2 separate regions of the Mus musculus genome follow, and region 2 is linked to region 1. Evidence: chromatin loops called from intact Hi-C (ENCODE). Cell type or tissue: heart. All regions are shown on one strand.

Evidence for each region. A loop is a pair of places that touch in the nucleus more often than their neighbours do. Peaks named below come from ENCODE experiments on the same cell type or tissue, not always from the same donor. Only the 100,000 strongest peaks of a DNase experiment are listed, where the experiment ranks them.
Region 2: a loop joins it to region 1, with 2.8 times the contacts of the local background. A loop is called at or near these places in 5 of 42 quality-filtered maps.

Annotation. Positions count from the first base shown.
Region 1 is chr7:72,511,094-72,519,093 of GRCm38, reverse strand. No RefSeq gene overlaps it. Among named protein-coding and RNA genes, the nearest start is that of Gm39035, 210 kb to the right of the region's middle. In heart, no CTCF peak of the experiment used is centred here; a DNase peak (open chromatin) is centred at 4,043.
Region 2 is chr7:72,399,384-72,407,383 of GRCm38, reverse strand. No RefSeq gene overlaps it. Among named protein-coding and RNA genes, the nearest start is that of Gm39035, 97 kb to the right of the region's middle. In heart, no CTCF peak of the experiment used is centred here; no DNase peak of the experiment used is centred here; H3K27me3 peaks cover 275 bases.

The sequences.
Region 1 (8,000 bases):
TAGCCAGAAACCAGAACCATCCTGGGAGGAGAAAGACACACATCAAAGCCTCCAGGGTCACACCTGCTGAGAAGCCATTCAATTTGTAAGAGGGAAAAGTAATCTAAGCCAGTTGAAATAAGAAAGGAATTTGCCTCTTCAACTAAAAATTCTTAAGATTAAGGCAGTTTCAGAGAGATTTTTTTTTTCAAATTGAGGGCTACAGTCCCAGCTCTTTATGTATCCCTCAATTCTTCTTGCTGTGTTAGCTTTCTTCCAACATCGTACCACTTCAGAAGATGGGGGAGAGTCAACAGGTGTCCCACGGTCACCAGCTATGCTCTAGAGTATCTGACTGTGTCACGTTGAAACTCGTTTCTTACTGTGGGCCTTATTCTTGAAGGAGTTGCTCTGTCCATAACTAAACCACCACACTGTTTATGTAAGAGCAGAAAACTTTGTACAGTCAAAGCAAACATTGCAATTCAAAGCACACAATGGCCTCGAATCTGAGCTGAGGTATTTGAGGTAGCAACAGTTGGCACTGCAGGGTAGGATGGTCTGCAGGACAAAGCATGCAAGTTGTTAGCTCATTATCATTAGTGCAGTGAAGCTGCCTGATGCAACTTGGGTAAGTGATGTAACACCTGGGATTCATTGCCTGTTTCATTTTTAGTCCTTTATTTTTTTGTATATTAAAAAACAGCTTACTGTTGCAAACGTTTTTACAACCCCAACATTCAGTCATGTGATCTCACATGGCCATCTAACCACGACTAAAGAAGCTGGGGGGATGAAGGACCTCATCTGGTTGGCTTACTTGGAATTAGTTTAAATAAGAAAATGTAATTTCCATGATTCAAACAAGAAAATGTAATTTCCATGATTCATTAGACTTCTTATATACGAGAGTGCTCCAGGTTAACTTGGGTTAGAATTTAGCCCCCGACCTGGCACTGTTGAAAAGCAGTGAAATCGTTAAGAAATGGTGCCTAATGGGAAGTCTTTGGGTCATTGGTAGTGTATATTTAAATAGTATTGTGAAAACATGGTCTCCCCCGACCCGCAATCCCAATGCTTTCTAAGTATAAGGTGAGGTGCCTTTCTCTGTCTTATTGTCCACCCATGATGTTCTGACTTGCTATGGTACCTAAAGCAAGGAAGACAACTCACCACAGATTGTGACTGCCAATCTGAGACAAAATAGCCTTCCTCTCCTTAGGAGTTGACTTTCTCAGGTTATTTATTATAGTCACCGAAGCGGAGAGAGACATAATTAACTGAAGATGCTGTTTGACGATATACTTGCCTGAGCAGTACTTTCAAAAAAAGAGAAATTTCTCAATCTTGTAAAAGTGCTCTTCTCACACATGGGAGAAAGTGGAAAAGCAACAGGGCTACTGGCTCCTCTTCGGATCAAACCAATTCGGAATTTGCTATAGAGCAGATGGGGGACTCAGGTAAATAACATTCCCAAATAAAGGAAGATTTTCTTGCTTGACACAGGTTTCCGGAGTCACCTCTCAGAGACATCAGAACTGGTAGCAACCAAGTCCCTGTGAGAACCCCAGGTCCTTGCCTGAAGCATATTGCTCTCGTGTTCAGGTCCTGCCCTGCCTTTCAGAAAACTGACTGCTGCTCGGCACCACACAGATGTACCCTGAACGTAGAAGGTTTTAGCTACTGGAAAGCCAAGGCTTGCTTTCTTTCCACAAAGGAAACATGAATGCACACATGTGGTCAACACTCCCTCCTGACACCTCAGCCACATTTAACAGTCACAAGTTCATAATCCACAAATGTGGGTGACATCTTTTTTACTTGATTAAGAAACTTGTGGCCCAGCTACTGTCACAGACAGATGCAATGGGGATAAAACAAGGAAAACCCTGTACCTTCTCCTTGGCTGCCTCATTCCTAGACCGTTGTTGCCCTTCTGTTAACAAGGGCATAAAGGCCCTGCATTTGATGGCTCAAGGGAGCTATGTCCTGTCCCATGTGAGAGTAAAGTTACTTGTGGTTTTAGGTTTTCTAACCTCTAAAATCTCATTACAAAGTCTTCCAACAGCATCTTATAATATTCCCTACTAAGATATATTGTATGGATTCTATCGACGAGTGGGTTGCTAATCATTTAGTAACTAATCCAATGGGGACATGCAACTACAGAACCAGTAAGATGGCTCAGCAGCCAAGGGCACCTGTGCTCAAACCTGAGTCCAGTCTCTGGGACCCACAGAATAGGAGAGAATTGCATCCTGCAGTTTGTCCTCTGACCTCCACTGGCCTGCATCCACAAACATCCACATACAAACACAAAATAAGTAAGGAAAGTGTAACTTTAAAAAACACTAAAATCCACATGCCTGTGTACATGTCCGTATTTTTTATGAACTCTATATTCCTATATAAATCAATATTAAAGGCTATTTAGCAAAATATTGACAACCAAGGATTAAATTTTACAAATATCGTCATTGTAAATCATGTTTTGTGGTTTTCCTCAGAGTGATCTTATGTCTGACCAGGTTTCCCTCAGTGTGAACCATCGTAGATGTTTTTTATTTAGGTGAATAGAATGCACACAAACTCATCAATACATTTTATAAAATTGTTAATGTAGTAACTACAGAACTTAGATTTACTGTGAATTAAAAATGTTTTCTCCATACCAGTTTTCTTAAGTGCAGACAACAAACAAAATAGTAAACCAAGCTTGTATTTTGGCATTTGACAATCCTCAGTGTACAAGCACTGAGGTAGGCTGTCGGCCTCTGGTTTGATGTCACTGAGGTTGGCTGTAGGCCTCTGATTTGATGTCACTGAGGTTGGCTGTAGGCCTCTCATTTGATGTCACTGAGGTTGGCTGTAGGCCTCTGATTTGATGTCACTGAGGGTTGGCTGTAGGCCTCTGATTTGATGTCACTGAGGGTTGGCTGTAGGCCTCTGATTTGATGCCATTGATGGTAAGTAGGCTGGGATAAGAAGACTGGCATTGTCGCTCCCTATCCTACCATGTTTCAGCCAAACAGCTCAAACAATGCAAATAGTTACAAGTACATAAATAGGAGCAAAATATATATGGGGTTGGGAATATAGCCTAATTGGAAGACTGCTTAGCGAGTGTGCACGAAGATCCTGGGCTCACTCTTGCTCTTGCCAGAAGACACTTGTTATCCCAGCCCTTTGTAGGTAGAGGCAGGAGGATCATAAATTCAGTATCATCCTTAGGTACATACTGAGTTCCAGACAAGCCTGAGCTACATGAATTCCTGAGGGGGAAAAAAAAGAAAGGAAAGAAAAATACACACACACACACATTCACAGGGCAGGATGAAGTGATAGTTATTAAAAAGGAGTAAATTTGAGTATTTATTACTTTTAAGATTATTTAATCATTAAGTTTAAGTGCTTTTTTTTTTTTAAATGATGGTCATGTTTAACAGCCAGCTCGCAAAATCCAGCCATCTGCAGTTAAAAGCCCAGCACACCACTGACGTCTGTATCCACAGGTGCCCTTAGAGTTTGGGGATCAGTTCTTGATGTTTCCTTTCCAATTCATAGAGATTAAATTTTAGGCATGACTTGTCTCATCTTTTTGACTTCCTCTAATAATTACTAAACATGATGAAGGTTTGTGGCTTGCAAATTGCTTTTTGATACGCCCTGACAAAGATGGATCCTATAATATTTATAATATCGGTGGCAAATAGAGTGTGAGAGGAGACCAGGGCAGCTACAGCGTCTCAGGACAGCATGCACTCCCTCCTCTTATTGGCAAGCCGTTAGAGTACACTCTCTAAAGGCAGGAACTCAGACCAGCACCCCTCATCCCCACCTTACAGCACAGGTATTTAATGTAGGCTGTTACATAACTCTGATGCCAAGAGGGGCAATTTCCAGTCTTCTCCATTGAGATTCTCTGGCTGGTTTTGACTGCCTCTGGTAGAGCCTGCCTCACTTGGACAGATGCACTTTGGGAACCATTCGCTTTTCAGCCTCTGCCTGCCAGCTTTCAGTTGCTGAAGGTACAGGGGACTATTCCAGGCCTTCTGTTTATGATTCCCGCCCTGCTGACTTTGGCTTGGCTGTGTGGAACCCACACCCAGCTGGAAAGTAGATTGGATGGAGCAGGCCTCTCCTGTCTTGTCAACTTTGACCTCAAAGAGTGTGTCCTGGCACCAGGAACAAATTTCCATTTTAGAACTCCAATTTGAAGCATGCTGCCATTTCTGCTGGATAATTTACAGAGTTTATATGCTCAGATAGCTATTTCAGTGGGGTACCTTCTAGTTCTGGAAACCCAAATTAACCAAGAATGTAACATACTTAAGGTAGGGTAGTTAACTCCATTTTCTATGATTCTTGCAGAGGAATGGTGAGCCCTTCAGAGGTGACACTGAAATGCCCCTGGCAGACAGCATAAGCATTGGCTGTCACTTGTATGATAGCATCTGGACCTGGCTTACCTATTTGAAGAGAATTAGTATTGTTTTTTAAATGTCATTCATCTACCTTGAGAAACATGAAACTGTAACACTTTAGAATAATGTTCCTTCAGAGCCTTAGTTTGGGGCCTAGTGACTAGGCCTTGGTGAGACAGCTTAGGAAATAAAGAATGTCAGTGACTAGAATCAGAGACATGTGTGACAGTTCACAGAAGACTTGGTGTTGGCATCAGCAAAATGTGAATCAGGCTCAATACAACAACAACAACAACAACAACAAACAACAACATCAACAATAACAACAGCAACAACAAAGCCACGCATCATCCTTGCAAACTGTGTGTGTCACAAAAAGAGCAGTTTAACATACATATGTATATATGTATACATATAGTACATGGTATTTTCATCTAGTTCTAGAATCTAAAACTAGTAAAAATTTCCATAGCACAGTCAAATGGAATGTCATTAAATTCATTTCACAACAACTGCAAACATTATTTTTAAATAAAAATTACAAGTATTTCTATATAAAACTCATAAATATGTAAACTAGGCTACAGATATTATCATGCAAGAATGTTCTGCATGTTAGAGTGTGGACTTCATTTACAAAGGACCATGAACAAATGGGAAGAAATTTCTTAAGAACTAGACAGCAGTAATTTATAAGAATGAGCAGCTTCCCTTGTGTGTGTGTGTGTGTGTGTGTGTGTGTGTGTGTGTGTGTGTGTAGAAGATATTCCAACATAAAGACACTGGGTGTGTTGGAAATACGAGCCACAGAGCTGATGCACAATTCTTACCCAACAGCTCTAACTGACAGCAGAGTTACAGGGATCACGCTTGCTTGGGCATTGCCTGCTTTGCCTAGGAGGTAACCTTCATGAAGCTTACCCTCTACCTTGGGTAAACACAGGCCCGGCTGAGCCACACAGAAAGAACTGGTGCAGGCAACAGAAGAGTTGCTGGCTTTCTAAGCCTGGGGACTTGGTAATATTCCCAGCTTTCCTTTACTGAGGATGAAATGCTTCATGGTCTGGTTCCAGGAAGAGATAGATGTTCTTGGACTTACACACAGGTCACTGCACTCTGCCTTACCAACAACTCTACCAGCGAGTCTGAGAAAGTCAGGCTTTCTGACCTACTTTCCCAAACGCAGAAGTTCCACATGGAATAAATGCCTCCTTTGTAGCTTTTAAATTGTATGTATTTTGTTACATCTTGTAAACCCCAAAAACGCTTTCTGGAAACAAAGTGATGTAGAACAGGGAAGCACACTCACACTTTCTAAAATTATGGCCACTAAAAGGGGAAACACACAAACATAACTACAGAAACAAACCAAAAAGAACTTGCAGTCATGGCCTTGCTCAGATGAAACTTCCCAGAAAAATAGATCAGAATGAAAGGTGGAGGAGCAAAGAAAGTGAAGTCCCGAAGAACCTGTTGATCTGCCCACCTTTTTGCATGTTCTGTGTGCTGAGAAGTAACTATAGGAGACTAAGCCCTGGGATTTTTAGGACAGTTATACGTGCCTATCAACCCAACAGAGCCTCTGACTCTTGATCCCTTTTCATAGTTAAGGTGGCTAGTTGCCCCTTATTGTGTGGCTAAAAGGCTTTTTATGTCACCAAGAACACAGTTCTAACCCTCTGTTCTAGTTACATCTCTGTGGTTGTGATAAAACATTCTGACCCAAAGCAGCTTAGGGAAAGAAAGCCTTTAGTTGGCTGATACTTCCATGGCATTAAGAGAAATCAAGGCAGGAATCTGGTGGACAGGACAGCTTGCAATTTCAGGAAGCGTTACCTCTGACCAGGGCACTCACTCACAGCCTGGGATGTACAGCAGAATCCGTGGAGGAACACTGCTAACTGGATCGCTGTCTGGTTTACTTTCAAGTTCATCCTGAGTTGCCTTGTTTTATACAAACCAGCAACACTTGCTTAGGGAATGATGCCTCCCACAGTGGGATGATCCTTCGAATATCAACTGACAATCAAGACAATCTCATACAGACATACCACAGGCCAATCTGATTTGGGCAATTCATTCACAGAAATCTCTTCTCATGTGATTCTAAGCTGGTTCAAGTTCAAGCTAACTAGGACACCTGTGTAACCATTGCTTGAATCTATTAAATTTTCCTTCCATGTATACATCCTAACACACTGATGTCAAATGACATGTTTTAAAACATTTAAATGCAACCAAGCAGAAACTACTGTTGTCAATCAATAAGGTATTTGGCTATGGAAGAAAATTAAGAGACTGGTTCAAGAAGTGATGAGAAGCTGTGTATTTGAGATAAAGTTGTACTGGCCAGTTAGTAGATAGAACATCAGATAATCTGCCCCCACACACACACACATAAATATATATGGAGAGAGAGAGAGAGAGAGAGAGAGAGAGAGAGAGAGAGAGAGAGAGAGAGAGAGAATCCCTATTAGCTCCTCTAGTTCACCAGAATGCATGGCTGCAGTAATTTTCTCATTGTCTCTGAAAAGTATTATAGGTAGTTCTTGTGCGCACCCGGCTCGCCAGCAAGAATGACACTGCAACAGGATCCTTCTGCAAACATTTATTGGGAGAGCTTGATTGCAGAGGCGAAGAGACCCCAAGCCCAGAACTGGTGCTGCTTATATAGGCCTAGGAGAGGCGTGTCTCACACCCGGATTGGTTGTGCATGGGTTATGCTTACCACCTCATTTGCATGCCTACATCTGATTGGTTAACTTCTCTCTCATCTGATTGGTTAACTTCTCTCTCATCTGATTGGTTAACTTGTCTCTCATCTGATTGGTTAATTTTGGTTAATTCTTAAAACCTCATCTTGGCAGAAAACTTTACTGCCTATGTATGTGTGGTGGCCAGCAGAAGCCAGCGCCACCCAGCGCCACCCTGCAACGGCACATGTGGCTTCCCACAGGTAGTATAATTTACAAAGCTGATTTTTTTATATACCATTATTTGTCCTTAAACATTTCTAGAGTCATGCCATTTTTTTATTCTCAAAAATCAAGATATGAAGACCTACACTGATTTGCTTTCTTAGTCTATGCCATAGTAATGGTCCAATTCAAGAAGTACAGGCCTGGATAGAAATCCCAGTCCCTGCTCTAGGGATGGAATTATACCCCCAAGAGAATATGTCCTCCATTCAATTAATTCAATTATTACAACAACACCATGTGTAGTAATTACATGAAAATGTATACAATTTTATTTCAGGAAGTTTTTTAAGTGGTGAAGATTAAGTTGAGGACTTAAAGCTGTGTATAATCACTCAGTGGAAATCATGACAACATGGATGTGATTTCTATTCAGCCTTCTTTGAAGATGATTTAGGATCATGCTACGTACATATTCCCATGTCTTACCACTTTCATTGATACGGTTCTGCTTTTTTCTTAATTATTGATATAACAATGTGGCACAATCCTTTCTGAAGCTATATTCTTTTAAAGTATGAATTCTCAGAACTAGAAAGATAGCCCAGCAGTTGGCAGTGCTCACTAGTTTTTCAAAGGATCAGAGTCGAATTCCCTGTGCCTGTGTCATAACCGCCTG
Region 2 (8,000 bases), 110 kb after region 1:
CACTACTTTGTTTCGTTTGTTAAGAACTGATATTTTCCCTGATTTTATTAAAAGTCTACAGACTGCCTAATAACAACAGGACCACACAATCCTCAAAAGATGTCTCTGTGTAAGTAACGGTTCTTATGTTCATGTTTTAGGTGGGGAAATGATCCGCCTCACCTATGTTGCAAGAAATAAACAAATGCACTTAAAGTCCGGAGAACACACTTGCCCCCTATTGCTCCAAATTCTGCCATCATCTTTATTTTATGCTGCATTTCTTGCACTGTCTCTGGGAATTTTTGAGAGTACTTGGTGAGTAGCTAGTTCCCAAGGAGCTCATTCCATCCCGGTGACGATGAAGAAACGTCACCCTGTGCCCTAGCATCCTGCAGCACCTCCTTGTAGTTACTCTCTTAAAAGGTCCATTAAGACTAATTTCCAGTAATTGTTCATTTAAGTTTGGCAAATGTTCCAATTTGCTCTCTTTTGCTGCACTAAAGACCATGACCAAAAGCAACACTGGCTTACATGCCTGACTCATGGTCCATTATTCAGGGAAGTCACTGTTGGAACCCAAGTCAGGAAACCAGAAGGAAGACTGAAGCAGAGACCATGAAGGAATGCTCTCCACACTCCCATGCAACCACCTTTCTGATACCTTCTGGGAGCACCTGCACAGTGATGACAGTCCCCACAGAAAACTGGGTTCTCCTATGTCAACCACCAACTGATAATTCCCCCACAGATTTGCCTGCAGTCCAATCTGATGGAGGCATCCGGCCCTGTTCACCCTCCATTTTCCCCACAAATTATTTAAGTTCGTAACTAGTCAGTATAGCATACATACAGAGAAACACAACAAGTGCACACATCTGTTGCTTAGCCTCTAACGCGCTTCTGCTATGGGAAAGTCATGGATTAGTTAGCTCTTAAACTTCATTTCTTTAATATCTCACAATTTGCCTTTTTATGTCAAGAACAGGGAGATCCATTCAAGCTTTGCAGCCAGATGAATTTAATTTGTTCTCAGTAATGTATAGCAGATACAGTATATAACAAAATTTAATTATAATCCTGCTGATGGATATTTGAATTGTTTCCAGTTAGGGATTACATAAATGCTGATACTATGAACTTCTTGGGTATGCTTTTGGAAAACACACACACACACACACACACATGAATTCCTGGACTCAGGAGGAAAATGTGGGTCACCCAGTCTGTGCACGTTCCTGGGAGCATGAGTCCTGGTCCTAACAAGGAGGGTGTAAGAAGTGTCAGTGTCCCGCATCTTTACAAATACATGGTGGCATCATTGTCATTTACTTTTAACCACTTGGGTAAGTCTTCCGGAATGTTTTCTTCTTCACAGATCAATTTCACTGTGAGATGGAATGCATGTAAACATGTTTATCACACACTTGCATGTTCCCTTTTGAGAATCACCTATCTGAGGTACTTACAGCTTTTTTTTTTCTTTTTTAATCTTGTTTCCTCCACCATTTTCTAATTGCTTAATAACAATATGTTATGGGGGATGGAGAGATGGCTCGGTGGTGACCATTGCTCTTTCAGAGTGGCTGAGTTCAGTTCCCAGCACCCACCTGATAGTTTACTATAATTTAGGGTACATGCATATGCACAGGCAATCATACACATAAGAATACTTTTTAAAAACTTTAAAGGAGCTGTAGAAGTGCCTCCATGATTAAAAGCACTTGCTGGCTTTGCAGAGGACTGGGGCCACTCTGCAGTACCTGCATGGCAGTTCACAGCCTCCTGTAACTGCAGTTAGAGGAGTTCTGACAACCTCTTCTGGCCTCTGTGTGTACCAGGCATACATGTGGTGCACATGCATAAGTGCAAGTGAAATACACTCACACAAATTATAAATACATACATACATACATACATACATACATACATACATACATACATACATATTTAAAATACAATCTACTATATGATCTAGCCATGAATCCCACCTATTTTATAGCCATCCTCTTCTTGTTTTCAGTTTATTTTCATTTTGTCATTTTCTCCCCCACTGACTTATCTTCTAATTATTTTCATGTGAAAATTAGTGGTTACAGCATGCACTGCTGACTCACAATTATAATCTAATATAGAATGAGAATTATGCTCACTTACTGAACAATTTAAGTGACTATAATCAATGGAACAAAGAGACAATGTTTTCAGTGTTGATGAGGAAAGATGGTAAATTTCATTGACACTGGAAAATGAAAGAAACAAAAAGTGATGAGAAGAAATGTGATCAGGATGGTGCCTTAATGGTGTATGGCAGATTCTCTACTGTTTACAAACTTAGTAATTTAACCTGAGGCAATGAAGCGAGAAACAGAAGCTTAGTTGTGTTACATTAATGTAAGGGCAGCCAACAGAGGAGTAGAAATTGATGTGCATTTGTCTTTTGTTGCTGTAATCTAAGATGCTTTTTATATATGGTGAACCCTGTATTATGAGTCAGAATGGATAGGAAAGACTTCCCAAAACAAAAAAATATGAAAATTTTTGTACAATATTGAAGCAGGTCTATATTTTAAGTTCAGTCAATAGATTCACCATTGTGATATTTTATTTAAGGAACTAATATCCAGAGAACACAGGGCTATATTATTTGTCTTCTGTTTCCAGGGCTGAGGCAGGGGAATGGTCATCATATAGATTTGTAACAAATTAATACAAGGTAACTTGAAGCTACATGTGGGAGCGTTTTAAATTTTGTTTATTTATTATTTATTCATTATTGAATCATTTTGTAGAGCTCAGGCTTAACATCATAGCCTTGCATATGCTAGCCAAGTACTTTACCACAGAGGAAAATAACCAGCCACCAGATATTTGAAACAGGGACTTGCTGTACAGTTTAGGCTGGCCTTAAGTATGATTCTTCTGTCTCAGCATCCTGTGTGTGAAGATTACATGTGTGAGGCATCATGCCCAGTGAGCAGTTTAAAATGAGATGTTTAACCTCCAATCTCATCTTTCAGCTATATTAATGAATTGCTATCTCTACCATATGTCCCTTTTTATTTAGATGAAAAATACCTACTAAATTGAAACCTAAAGATACATCTTTTAAATTTTATTCAGTTTGTTTTTATAATTCAAACTAAACTATTTAAGACATACAAGAGACTAGTGAATGATAAGGAATAAGAAATATTGAAACATGCCAGTAAGCAAACATTTGAATTAAATGTTTAAAAACCAAATAAATAGAAGAACAAAGGCATTTATTTTTATTGCTATGTGAGGATAGAAAATAAAAGTTATTTATGCTGACAAAGGACATATATAATACAAATACACTGAACATTGATTTTAATGTATAAAGTGATAAAAATGTGACTGGAACAAAGTTGGCAGCATGAATAAAAGGAGAAACATTTAATAGTGGAATAGCCACAGCAGATCTTAATAATGCATATACATATATGTGTAGAATACAAATATATTATATATATTAACTATTTATATACTACATAAGAAAATAAAAAGATAAATGAACTAAATAGCCTACTCTGTAACAAAAAGAGAAAGAAATAGATATAGGGAAGGAATAAGAGGATTTGTAGGAAGGATCAGCATGCAATAATAAATTCAATTTCTTCCAGGAAGGGTTAAAATGAATTCCAGAGGTGGTTCTGTCTTTAGGACCAGATCAGTCACTAATAAACGTAACTTTGGAAAGACAGCTATGACAGAGATGAACTCTATACTCTGTGTATTCAGCAGCGCTCAAGGGGAAAAAAAGTAGGAAACAAAACTGAGCAACTGAAAGTAAATACAGATGATGTGGATAGATTTTAGATCACGTATGCAGATATTACAATTGATTGAGGAAGAGACAGAGGAGGCCGGAGAGATGGCTCAGAGGGTAAGACCATAAACTGTTCTTACAGGAGACTCAAGTTCAGTTCCAAGGGTCCATGTCAAGGGACTTCGAATTACCTGTAATTCTAGTTCCAGGGGAAACTTTGGGTACTGCACTCATGTGGACATTATCCACCAACACACACACACGCACACCCACACGCACACATAAATGAAAACTAAACAAAATTTTGATTAGAGAAGAAATGGAAATCTAAGTAGGTTTTCTCTATCCTGATACTACAAATTTAATTTGTGTGTGAGAAATATTTGCGTATAAAACAAAACACAATCAAACTAAAATTATGCACGCCCATATTCCTGACATTCTGATCTAATATTCATCTTGAGCATGAGAAACATCTAAGACATCCAAAGGGATTATAGTATACCCCCAAATGGAGCTTGTTTCTACGGGAAAATCACTTAGAAAAGTACTACCCTAAAAAGCACTGCTCCAATGATACAAATCTCTTCTACATGACCAAATTAAAAACCAGACTGATACTTCTTAAGTATTTCAGATTAAAACAGAAAAGCACCTGAAAGCAAGTTTGTAAGACCAGCTTGCTGAGGAAGCCAAACCTTAGATGTCTGCACATGAGGTGAAGAAAACAGAAGCTTGAGTCAGTCTCCTTCCTGCAAAGCAGAGCTGAGTAGACCATCTCAAGAAAGGATGGCGAGAAGCCTGCACAAAGGCGCAGGGTCCACCCTGAGGAGGAAATGCAGTAAAATAACTCACCACATTTAGACTTGTAAAAAGTCAGAAAACTCATCAGCTTTCCTGCTGGTGTTTTGATGTCTGTTAGTAATGTAAAAGAAAGTATTTTTATTTCAATGAATACATCAGAATACATCTTCAGTTTGTTTAAAATATCACATATAGCCAGGATGATAATCTTAACATCTGAGATACTGAAGAAGAGAGCAATCGTGAGCTCAAGACCAGTCTATGCTACACAGTGAATCCCAGGTATCCACAAAAACATCTGAAGAACATAAACCTAAATATGATTCTTGAAGAGAATACCTCAAGGAATTTTGCCTTAATTAACTTTCTGATTAAGTTAGTCACGGCAGCTCACCCCTGTAATGCCAGCCTTTGGGGAAGGAAGGAAGGAAGGAAGGAAGGGAGGGAGGGAGGGAGGGAGGGAGGGAGGGAGGAAGACTGCTGTGATTTCAAGACCAGCATGGGCTATATAATGAATGCCATTATAGCCATGGCTGCTGAGTAGAACACGGTTCCAAACAAAACAGAGACTCAGTGGCACTGGAGAAATGGCTCAGTGGTAAAGAGCACTTAACTGGTTTCCAGAATTCCAGAATACTGTTTTCCAGAGTTCAGTTCCTGGCATCTACACCAGGTGCCTCACAACTACCTGCAATGTCAGCTTCACTCACATGAGTATACCCAAACACAGATGAACAAAACTAAAATAAATCTTAAAAAAAAAAAACAATTAATGTGTGGATTACCAAACCCACCCTTAAGTTTATTTATGAAAAAAAGGGGTTCCATTAAAGATAAGAACAAGATTAGAATGCTAAGTGACAGTACTGGTAAATGGTGGGGATATCCTCTGAATACACCTTTGGTCTATTGATGATCTTCCAAGAAGAATACAATCAGGATCATAATGAATTTATCAAATGATGTCTAGGGCTGAAAGAGTAGATTGCAAGTTAGTGTTACTAACCTTTTAAAAAGAGGCTGTGGATGCTCATGTTGTACATTTATCCCGTGTCCTTATGTTTTAAGTTGTACAGCAGAAATACACAAAAGTCTGACCATGGTGGGTGGCAGGGTGGCTTTATAGGAAGATAACTTTAAAGTTTATGGAGTGTTTATATGGTGTTAGAGGTTACCCTCCTTCTGCCCCAAAGTGACATGTGTCATTTTCAAAATCACGAAAAAAATAAATGATACATTTCCAGTATAGACAAAATTGCATGAGTCACATGGAGATATTATGCCAATTATTCATGAAAATATTTCAGCGACAGGAGTAGAAGCAAGATTGTTCTGCTACTGAAGCCAAGACAAATAATCTAAGGAGTTGCTCTGAAGTTAGTTTAAAATTCCTACCGTCGCTGCTTCTTGTGGGGACTGCAGTGATAAAAGAATACTCCTATACAAACCTGTGGAGATTATCCCAATATAATTTTCACAACAGAAAATTCAAGGTATGGTGTTGCAGTTTGGACCCCAGTCATCCTCTTCTGGTTTCTTCCAGCCTTTCTGACCTGGAAACCCAGGAAATATTAATTGCCAGGCAAATATTAAATTGTTTTTTAGAGTTGTGCTTTGTTTGTCTTGCTGTGCACTATTTGAGATAGTTGCCAATATTGAAATATTGGGATCCTCCATCAAGAGATTGGGGGTCTTCTTAAAAACACAGACTTTGTTAGGGTTGAATCCCTGCTCTCCAAAGGGGAGTTTGGCCCATTTGCTTTACAAAACTGACACCAACCCCTGTCTTTTCTCTCCCTCTCCTATTGGCCAACGTCCCAGGGAATGGGTTTTGCCACACTTTGATGGTGTGTCCCACAAATACAGCCCCAAAGACACACATCCCTTCAATGCCTTCAATTGTTGTCACTTTGAGTCGCTAAAAATTGAGAAGAATGCTTTGTGCCATTCTACCTGTCTATCAGCAATTTTCATTTGCGGGAAAGCAAGTCTAAATCATGTCTGAGCACACTTGATGTACCCATGAATCGGGAGGTATAGATCTTTCTGAGACACCAAAGACCTCATAGGGTCTCTTCAGGAGTCGCCATTAGAAAACTGAGATAATAAAGTCTGTTAAAATTAACCAAAGTCTAAAGGCTCCCCTGTTGTAGAAATACAATGGTGTTCCTCCTATAAAACAATATGAACTAACCAGTACCCCCAGAGTTCATGTCTCTAGTTTCATATGTAGCAGAGGATGGCCTAGTGGGCCATCAATGGGAGGAGAGGCCCTTGGTCTTGCGAAGATTTTTATACCCCAGTATAGGGGAATGAGAGGGCCAGGAAGTGGGATTGGGTGGGTTGGGAAGCAGGGGGAGGGGTGAGGGTATAGAGAATTTTCAGAGAGGAAACTAGGAAAGGGTGTAGCATTTGAAATGTAAAGGAAGAAAACATCTAATAATAATTATAATAATATCTATTACCAAAAAAATAAGAGAGAAAAAAATTATCATGGTGGCCAGCTAAACACTGTACAATGCTCCCACCCTGTGGCCAAATCATGAAGCAGCTCCTTTATCATTACATGAAGTCATCATGCCATCTTCTGGGAAATTCTGGGACTGCATGACATGCTATGGAAACATTCAAAAGCCCCAAATCTAAATACTTATAAATATTCACACCAAATTGTGTGCATGACTGTAAACTGTGGCTTACTAATTGTGGATAGCTGTGGAATCACCTGGCTAATGCCTAGAATCTTGGTTCTAGGAGATAATGCAGATGTTTACACCAGGAAGTTGAGGAACAATTATGTTGGGGGAGAAGAGACTGAGAAAGTCCCCAATTCAGATGGTTTGGGTTGGCGATTCCCAAATGTTTCCTGTTGGTCCCATCAAAACTAGATAATTCTGGACAGTGGTGGCACATGCCTTTAATCCCAGCATCTGGGAGGCAGAGGCGTGTGGATTTCTGAGTTTGAGGGCAACCTGGCTTACAGAAGGAGTTCCAGGACAGCCAGGCCTATACAGACAAACCCTGTCCTCCCCCCCCCCCCACACACACACAAAAACAAAACAAAACAAAAACAAAAACAAAACTAGATAATATCTTGATAGAGATCTGAGGGTTTTGTTGTTGTTTTGGTTGGTTTTGGGTTTTGGTTCCTATCTCAGAAATTTTAATTCAGTGTGTCTTTTCTAGGATCCTTGTAGTCTGCATTCTAAAGATCTCTTCTGATGGTTTAGTGAGCACCATGCCTAGGGAATGGTGTTACCCACAATGGACTGGGACTTCCCACATGAATTAAAACAATCCCCACAGACAAGTCCAATGTAGCCAATCTCTCATTGAGACTCTTCCCAGGTGATCCTAGAATATATCAAGTAGACAATTAATAGTAACAATCACATCAACGAAGAGGAGGAAGGTTTGTCAGAAC